2 separate regions of the Homo sapiens genome follow, and region 1 is linked to region 2. A link is a loop called in an ENCODE intact Hi-C map of the cell type or tissue named here. Cell type or tissue: Calu3. All regions are shown on one strand.

Region 1 (5,000 bases), 1.3 Mb after region 2:
TTGTGTGAGTGTGCCACTTGTGTGAGTGTGCCACTTGTGTGAGTGTGCCACTTGTGCCAGTGTGAATACCTTATAATAACAAAACAATTCTAATTCCTTTCTCCCATCCCTTGTACCATTGCTGTCATTTATTTCACTTATATGTATATAGAAGCATACACACACAGAGGTATATACACACAAACACACACACAAGCATACATAGTTGAAATTGTTGTTGTGATTTTGAACATACTGTTACCTGTTAGATAAAAAAATAAGAATAAATGTTTTTATTTTACCTTTTTCTTTTTTGATGTGCTCCCTTTATTTATGTGGATCTGAGTTCTGACTTACGTTATTTTATTTCTCTCTAAAGTAGTTCTTCTAATATCCCTTGCAAGACAGATCTACTAGCAACAAATTCCCTCAATTTTTATTTTTCTAAGAAAGTCCTTATTTCTCCCTCACTACTGAAAAATAACTTCACAGGGTATAGGAGTCTAGGTTGCTGGTTTCTTTCTCTCAACACCTTAACTGTTTCACTTGACTCTTTTTTTGCTTGCGTGGTTTCTGAGAAGTCAGAGGTGAATCTTTTTCCTTCCATAGATAAGCGGGGGTTTTTTCCCTTTGACTTTCAGAATTTTCTTCTTTATCTTTGATTTTCTTTTGTTTGAAAATGAAAGGCCTAGGTGTAGTTCTGGCATTTTTGTTGTTTAGTGTTCTCTGAGCTTCCTGGATCTGTGGTTTGGTGTCTGACATAAATTTAGGGAATTTTTCAGCTATGTTTCAAGTATTTCTTTTTCTCTTTCTTTCCCTTCTTATTTCTTTTTACACATTTTATGTCTTTTTTTTAGTTTTCCTATAGTTCTTGAATATTCTGTTTTTATCAGTCTTTGTTCTCTTTGCTTTTCAGTTTTGGAGGTTTTTATTAAGATATTCTCAAACTCAGAGATGTTTCCTCAGCCACCTCAGGTCCTCCAATAAGCCCATTAAAGGCATTCTTCCATTTCTGTTACTGTGTTTTTGATCTGTGGCATGTCTTTCAGCTTCCTTCTTAGGATTTCCATCTCTTTTCTTACATTTTCCATCTGTTTTGATATGCTATCTACTTTCTTACATAGATTGCTTAGCATATTAATCACAGTTGTTTTAAATTCCCTCTCTGATAATTCCAACTTCCCAGTATGTTTGGTTCTAATGCTTGCTGTATCTCTTCAAACTGTGCTTTTGCCTTTTAGTATGGCTTGTAATCTTTTCTTGGTAGCTGGAGATGATGTACTGGGAAGAGGAACTGCTGGTGGTAGGCTTTAATAATGTAGTGGTAAGGTGTGGGGGAAGGAGAAGCATTCTGTGGCCTTATAATTAGGTCTCAGTCTTACAGTGAGTTTGTGCCTCTGAACTGTGAAATTTCCAAGTGTTTCTCATTTTATTTCTCCTTCCTTAGGTGAGACAGGATGGCTGGAGTGGGCTAGAGTTGAGTTTTTTCCTTCTCCCACCAGAATGCCACAGTGGGCTGGAAATGGGTATTTCCCTCTCCCATGGGGAAGTCCACACAGCTGGGTAGAGTTGAACTTTTTCCCTTCTCCTGGGTCAGTGGCGCTCTGATAAAACTCTAGCACATTAGACCGTGGTTAACTAGCTTTTCCTAAGGGTAGACTTTGTTTAAAAGAACAGAGTGATCTGGTGTGTTTCAAAAATGGTTCCTTGGCCTCTCCCCATGCCAGAAGCAAAGCACCAAGAGATTTTTCTCTTACATTCACTGTGAGGATCTGGTCAAGCTCCTGCAGGTAAAATTCACAAAAGTGTGATGGGGTTCCCCTAGAGCTTTTGGTTCTCAGGCTTGTTCACACCAAGCCTCCAGTGAGTTGCCAGTTACAGTTCCAGTTTTCCTACCCCAGCACTGGTTCCATGGAGGTTTCTGCTCCTGTAGGTTCTGATTTTTTTTGTGTCTGCCTATGATGTGTTTCCAGTTTGGAGGGCAGAGGTTTGTCCTGTGAACCTACTTCTTTTACAGATCTAAGAAGAGCTGTTGTCCTGCATTGTTTTACTTGTTATTAGGGGGGAGTGACAGCTTCCACACTGGCTAAGTATGGAACCAGAAACAGACAGTACTTTTAGACTCTTAATAACCAAGAATGCCAAATTATTTGGGGAATTAAATTAAACCTGTCTTTACAATCATTCATTATTCTAAGGGCTAGATGAACTAAATACTTAACCTTTAATTGCCTCCATTTATTAACAATGTAAAGTCTTTTAATATGGTCCAAAAAAGCAGACCAGTTCAGCCCAGCTGCTCATGGTTTTACTTGACAGCTGTAAAATAATGAGGGCTATAGCAATGTATAGTCTGCAGAGAGAAATCAGCCAAGATTATTCTCTGGGGACATTAGAATATACAGTTACAGGATGTTAATAAAATACTTTGGAGGTTCACATCATTTACATAGAAACCAAGTAAGTACCATTTATACACTGACTGAGTGGGTCTTACGCTTGTGGACAGAGCCTTTGGCTACACCCTTTTCTACTGGGTCATAGAATTTATGGCTGCTAAAAGGTCCTGGCATAAACCCATGAATTGAATGGTGATAGCAGAAACCAACTGCCCCTTTTGGAAAGGTAGAAGCAGTTCTGACTGTTGAGGTTTGGACCACAGGGCAAATAAAGCTTTGTATTTCTCTAAGATTCTCTGAGACGGTCACAATCAGAATTATTTAGGTACTTATTGAAAAATGCATATCCCTGGGGCCCCAATACTGAATATTGAATCAGTGTCTCTAGAGTGGGACCCAGAAATCAGAGTACCTGCAAATTCCACTGAATGATTGTCAACACACGTTAAGATTTGAGATCCTCCATTAGTGTAGCCAAGCTCTCCTTGAAACCGCATGCGGTAGTGCCACCCAGTGGTTTGTTCTCTACAACTGTGCTCTTTGCTTGGAAGCAGCCTCATGTTTATTGTTTTACATGCTCAAAGATGGCTGACTCAGGCTTTGGGGGAATCCTAGCTGTTCTCTGCTAAGCAATGAAACAAGTTGCCACAGGGTCAATTTGATTGAGTTGCTCAGTTGGCAAGAACAAGCCACTAATCAATAAGACTAGCCTGATTATTTAGGACTATATGAACAATGGAATCAGATGAAGGCAAGTAATGCAATTGCCAGGAATTGACTTGTGACAGTCAATCTGGGTGACTTTTGAAAGACAGTCACTTTATAACATGACCTAGTAAGTTACCATCTTTAGTGTATATGTATTACTCTGCCTGAGCAGACTACTGGTGCAAGCCTGTGACAAAACTCTCTGCTTCTTTGGCATATTCTGACTATTCTACTCAGTTAGCTGTCTAGCCATCTTTATAATCTTTTTCTCTTTATTGCCTGTAAAATTACTTTATAGGAGATACTTATGGATCCACACATCTAGCAAAAATTATTTCCAAATTGTGTTTTAGGTTTGTTTGATTGTTTTATGGTCAAGAAATTATATCTGATATTTTAAGAAGTTAAATGAACATTTAAAATTGTTTTGCCTTACTGTGACCGTATTACAGCATCTATATTTCAGGCAGTAATCAGATTTGTCAGATAGTAAGCACTGGTGACTGCTAAAGTTCAATGATCTGGCTGTAAAGAATTATGTTATTTTGCAGCTGGTCTTTGCTACCTGAAAGATGATGGTGGTCTTTCCATGGAACAGCACTGCACAAGGTGCACATAGGAGGCTTGGTTACATAAACATGGTTGACCATCTGCAGGGCTGATCTTTGATTCCAGCCTCACCAAAGTCAATGTGTTAGTGCACGACCCAAGGCCCCACAGTGTAGATATGCAATGACGGCCAAAAGGCCAGAAACTGCACCAAATGCATCTCTGTGAGTGAAGGAGATTGACTGTTGATAGGGTTGAATTTTGCTTGTGATCAATCCATTAAAAACTGTTTTAAGCACACAGCATTCCCAGAACTTGGATAGGTGATTAAATAGGGGGTGAGATCCCAGTTCCTGTTCATGGAGGAAGTTATAGTTCTCTGTTAGGATCCTTTTGGAATCTACTGGGGATCTGAGCTTTCGAAGTCATTTAACCTGCACAAATGGGGTTTATGCTGCTACAATGAGGTCAAAATAAGATGAAACAAATACTCCATTCCAGGATACACATATAAACAGTAGAACAGAATTTCTAAGTCTCCAGAAAAGAGCAAATAAAACAAATCAAAACCAATATTCCCTCACATGGCCAGGGGAATTGTGATTATGGTCCTTGAACAACTAAGCTAAAATAAAGGGATTTCAGGAGAGTTTTGTTTATCTCCACCCCCTACTTTAGCATATTGTTGTAAAAAGCTAAAATAATACTTGTTTATTTATAAGCTGGTGGCTATAATTTATCAAGAATGGTAGGAGATGGTGCAGTATGATATATCTCCAATTTGAATTCATTTTAGTGACTGCTCTCTTCATGAAAAATAGGCAGTAGCCCCTGAGTAATAAGACTAAGGACAAAATGGTAATCTTTTCTTATGTTTTGTTTTTTGTTTTTGTGACAAAGTCTCAATCTCTCTACCAGGCTGGAGTGAAATGATGTGATCTCGGCTCACTGCAACCTCCACCTCCTGGGTTCAAGCCATTCTCCCGCCTCAGCCTCCCAAGTAGCTGAGAATACAGGCACCCTCCACCATGCCCGGCTAATTTTTGTATTTTTAGTAGAGATGGGGTTTCACCATGTTGGCCAGGCTGGTCTCAAACTCCTGACCTCAAGTGATCCGCCAGCCTTGGCTTCCCAAAGTGCTGGGATTACAGGTGTAAGCCACCATGCCTGGCCCTATGTTTTACTTTTAAAAACCTTTTTTATCATGAAAAAATTTGAACATACCCAAAAGAACACCAGGATAATGAACTCTCATATATCCATCTAGTTTCCACAATTATCAACACAATATTGACATTTCAAAATAAAACTGTTACTTATATTACTCTTTTAAATGTATTCAGTAGATACATGGCACATGGTGAT
Region 2 (5,000 bases):
ATTTGGCCTGAGTCTGCACTTCTTGGAGGAATCCATATACAGTATTCCCCCCTTCTTTTAGTTCCCTTTGTGTTGCTAAAAAGGAACACTGGCACTGGGTAATTTATACAGAGGCTTATTTTGACTCATGGTTCTATAGAGTATATAAGAAGCCTGGGGCCAGCATCCGCCTGGGTGACAGAGAGAGACTGTCTCAAAAAAAAAAAAAAAACAGAAACGAAAGAAGAAAGAAATTCTGCTGTGTGACATAAATAGAACAAAATAATTAACAGTAATAATAACAATATTGTTAAGCTCTAAATAATGTAAGGAAACTCAACAGCACAAAAGAAGGGTCTACAAAATAACCAGAACCACTAGCTGCTATTGAAGATCCATGACAGAATGTGCAAATCATTCAAGAGAAGCCACTAAAATGATTTGCTGGCTTTAGAGTAAAGAAGACAAAACACTAATAAATCCTTTCAATAGATTCAAAAATAATTTGTAATTTACAACTGTTTCTGTTGAAAACTGTTAGACTTGGGATAATGGATACTTTCTTAATGACATATGTTAGAAAACAGCAGCAAAAATAATAATAATGACAGGTTTCCAATACAATCAGAAATAAAAAATAGTAGAGGAGGAAGAGAAAAAAAGTCTCTATATTTAGACTTAAAAAGGCATGACAATCAATAGAAAAATAATGAAAAATTATAGATGAGTTTGAGTGTGACTGGATGCCAGAATAACATACAGAAATTAATGATTCTCAATGTATTAGTGATCGCAATTTTGTAAAAATAAAAGAAATAAGATTCCTTTCTCAAAATACACAAAATATCTAGGATTAAACCTAGGAAGAAAAGAATACAGTTTAAAGAAAGAAAGCTATAACATTTTACTGATAGATTAAAAAAGTAATTTAAGAACAAGAAACACTGTTTCTGAGTGAAAGTTTTAACATTGTAAACAGTATTGAAGCTTTTCATTAGGAACACAACAGGGTGGCTAGTTAATAATAACTGAATTGTATATTTTAAAATAAAGAGCATAATTGGATTGTTTGTAACTCAAAGGATAAATCCTTGATGGGTACCCCATTCTCCATGAAGTGCTTATTTCATATTTTATACCTATATCCAAACATCCAATGTATCACACAAATATATACATCTACTATGTACCCACAAAAATTAAAACAGAGACATATCAACCTTTGAAAAAAAAAGAGAGAAAAGTTTCCATATTACAAAGAGCAAATTTCCTTTAAAATTAATCCATATATTCAATCTAACCACAATCAAAATCTCTAAGGGATATTTGAAATGAAATTTTACAGGTTGATTCTGCAGTTCAATCTGGAATGATAATATGTAAATAAATATCAGATGAATTAAACTTAAAAATGAAACCATTTATTAGACAGAAAATATTAGAACATAAAATGTATCTTTGCCATATTGCATTAGAAAATTCCTCCCTAAATAAGACACTAAATCCAGAAGCCATAAAGACTAATGACAGATAGGACTACGTATAAATATGAAACATCTCCATAAATGGGTTTTGAGGCCCAAAGACATGTAGGAAGATTTGTTGGCTATTTAATATGTAAAGAGGTGGCATCCTACTGAGAACCACTCACTTTGGTAGTCCAGGTAGCTAGCAACAGGCACCCCGGCAGACTCCTGTGATTCCAGTTCTTTCTGGTTTCCTGAAGGCTAGTTCTTGGCATCAGGGGTCTCTATTGCCCAGTCATTCTAATGGTTTTGCAAACATCGACTTCTCCATCAAATTCCTTCCTTTTTAACATACCAGGATTATTTCTATTGGTCTGATTGATCCTGATTAATATGAATTTTCTCTGAAGAGAGACAGAGACTCACATTTATCCTATTCTCCATCTCAGCAACTTTATAGGACATGAGTGTCATGCTGATAAATGGCGGTTGAGAGGCTGCACCCTCCACTCTGCTTTTCCTCTTTTTCTCCTAAGCAGGATGGCTAATTCCACCCATACGTTCACTTCCATCTTTATCTCCAGCCCCTTCTCATGACATCACCTTATCACACATAGAATAGTACTCAAAGTCTGTCTAGGTCCGCTCCAGAGCCCTTCCACGGTACAGTTAATTACCTGGCTCTCCCAAAATATTGATCTTAAAATCACTACTTAGCAGAATTCTCACAGTTTATTTTCTGTGATGTGTGTGCTTGATTTTTGTAAGCATTAGCTAATAAGCACATGATTCAAATTACAGTTTTTTCTGATACTTCTTTACTTTTTTTTTTTTTTTTACCTTTGGCTTATAGTTTTACTCTTTTCCATTATTAGGAATTAGGACAGAAAAAGAGACAGGAGAGAGAGAGAAAAAAAAGAAAGAGAGATATGAGAAAGAGAGAGGTAAGAGAGAAGAGAGAGAGGTAATTATTTTCCTTAATTTTTAGATGCCATTTTTGATGGCATGTCACCATTATAAAAAGAGCCCTTTGCTAGACAGAATTCAGAAAACACTCATAGACCTCATTTGATATATCTCTCATCGATAAAGCCTATGTTTCTATTTCACCTCATCAAGAAATCCTAGTAGATTGTAAGCTCATTTCTCATCTTTTATCTTTTTTCCTCCTTCTCCTGCTGGGAAAGCCTTCTAAGTCATTTGAGGATAACAAGTAATAAAAATCTAGTTATTTGATGAAGAACAGTCCATTGGAATGCCAGGCATAGTAGGTCAATAATTACTCAGAAGTAAACAAATTGACTTACTTTCAAACATAGAAGAAGCAAAAGAAAATTTTCTGCAAATTATAAAGAGGGAATATATTATCCTAATTATCCTTCCAAAACATAATGCTGGAAAATAAGTATCTCTTCAGTTGCCATTGTTGGCAATGCAGAAATCTCAAAACAATAGCCTGCATTTTAAACGTGTTCTGTATGTATTATTGATACCTTCCTATTATCTAAAGTACATACGTGAATTATGATATAGAAAGCAAACCTTTTGCCCAACATTAGCTTTTTTTCCCACCTAAAGATAAAAGCCTACAGAATTAAAGGCTATCACATAGCAACCAGCAGAGAGCAGTAGAGAACTTCTCGAGTGCCTGCTGCTAAGCTCTTTGTTTCTGCTGTTTTAACTTTGTGTATAGAACAATCATTGAGCTGTCAGGCTAAATTAGCACAGAAATTCATGGAATCTGTTCAATCCAAACCACCTCCTTTTCCCAAAAATTGTTCTGCAGTTTACTGTAGCACATTAAGTTATGAAAGGGATATTTGCATGTTCTAAATTAATTTGATGGAAAATACGAAAAGGCAAAGAAAAGCAACATGGCCTTTGAAATTGCTTACATTATTCATATGGGAAATTCTTTAGCATAGGATGGTTCTAAGCTATGATCAAGTGGTGCTAACCCAAGCTTTCTTCTTTAGTGACTTGGCATTTAATATTATGTATGTATGTATTTTGGACTAAGCCTCTTCCGATAAAATCAAGTAGAAAATGAAAACCATCCTAACTGACTTCCCTTTAACATAGTTTTGCATTGACTGCATGATATATTTCAGAGTGGTGTTCTAGGTAAGGAGAGGAAAAAAACACAAAAAAGTCAGTCTTAAAAATCCTCAAGTCATTCAAAGACCATGCTGCCCTTGTTCGTATACACATTATTTGCACTGAATCTCCTGTAACACTCTGGTAAGAAATGACTAAAGAAATTTTAAATCCATTTAATTCATTAAATAAAAATAATATCTTATTCTGTCATAATTCTATTCAATTCAATTCCCATCAAATCAATGAAATTAAAGTTATTGTGCTGCTGTTCTGATTAGGCCACAAACTTTTCAGGGTTCTATAATTTTTTTTTTTTTTTAAGATGGAGTTGTGCTCTTTTTGCCCAGGCTGGAGTGCAATGGCACAATCTCGGCTCACTATAACCTCCACCTCCTGGGGTTCAAGTGATTCTCCTGCCTCAGCCTCCTGAGTAGCTGGGACTACAGGCGCATACTACCATGCCCAGCTAATTTTGTATTTTTAGTAGAGATGGGGTTTCACCATGTTGGCCAGGCTGGTCTTGAACTCCTGACCTCCAGTAATCCACCTGCCTTGGCCTCCCAAAGTACTGGGATTACAAGAGCGAGCCACTGCACCCGGCCAGAGTTCTATAATTCTTATGTGTATTATTGAGGGGTAGAGAGAACATTGGCTAAAACATTTGAAAATTGCTTGTGGCTTTGATCTGGATACTTAATGTGGTGTGCTGCTGAAAGTTTTATTGCATCTTGAGATGCTTGAATGTAAGCAACAGAAAACAACTTTAGCCAATTTAGACAATTAATATTTATTTAAAAGAATACTTCATAGCTCATAAAATCTCTGAGAGGCCTGGAGACCTACCTGGTCTTGGAGCACAAGGAGTCAGGAACCGCACCTGCAGGTATACTATAAACTGGTTTCAAGAACACACCTTAGGAATGATATCATAGGCATCAACAATGCGCAGGGTGGAGTGCTGAAAGAGAGCTGCTGTCCTTGCTGTCTACAGAAACCAGCACTACCTTCTTCTACTGCCGCCATCCTTGACAGAACGGATTTGGTACATTTATGCCTCCCTGCACCTCTAGCTTCTGTTTCAAAGACTGAGGTTGGCCTATTGATGACTACAGCCTAGAACATGTTCCCATATCTTCCCTACAGGGGAAGAGGGGGAGTGAACATTTTGACTGACGCTGCCCTGGTGGTTAGTAGGCTTTGCTACCTCAGGTGCTAATTCCTCACAGGTGAAAAGGGTATTCGCATCAGGTGACAGGAGCAATGGCATAGATCTACAACATATACTCCTCAGCAGCTGAAATTCATTTAGCACAGATCTATACATTTCGTACTGGGTTCCAGTAATAATGTAGTTGCTGAGGATACAACCATGAACAGTACAGATCAAGATACTTGCCACTGTGGAGTTTACATTCAGGCAGGGGAGGAAATACTAAAACAAGAGACCACATAAAT

What was found. A loop is a pair of places that touch in the nucleus more often than their neighbours do. Peaks named below come from ENCODE experiments on the same cell type or tissue, not always from the same donor. Only the 100,000 strongest peaks of a DNase experiment are listed, where the experiment ranks them.
Region 1: it touches region 2 in a loop (8-fold over the local background); 24 of 110 quality-filtered maps call a loop at or near these places.

What each region holds. Positions count from the first base shown.
Region 1 is chr10:10,674,782-10,679,781 of GRCh38, forward strand. It overlaps a transcript of CELF2 not described here. Among named protein-coding and RNA genes, the nearest start is that of CELF2-DT, 210 kb to the left of the region's middle. RefSeq lists an enhancer at 1,284-1,333. In Calu3, no CTCF peak of the experiment used is centred here; a DNase peak (open chromatin) is centred at 2,890.
Region 2 is chr10:9,339,982-9,344,981 of GRCh38, forward strand. No RefSeq gene overlaps it. Among named protein-coding and RNA genes, the nearest start is that of LINC00709, 67 kb to the left of the region's middle. RefSeq lists an enhancer at 2,877-3,393. In Calu3, a CTCF peak has its summit at 3,068 (motif pointing right); no DNase peak of the experiment used is centred here.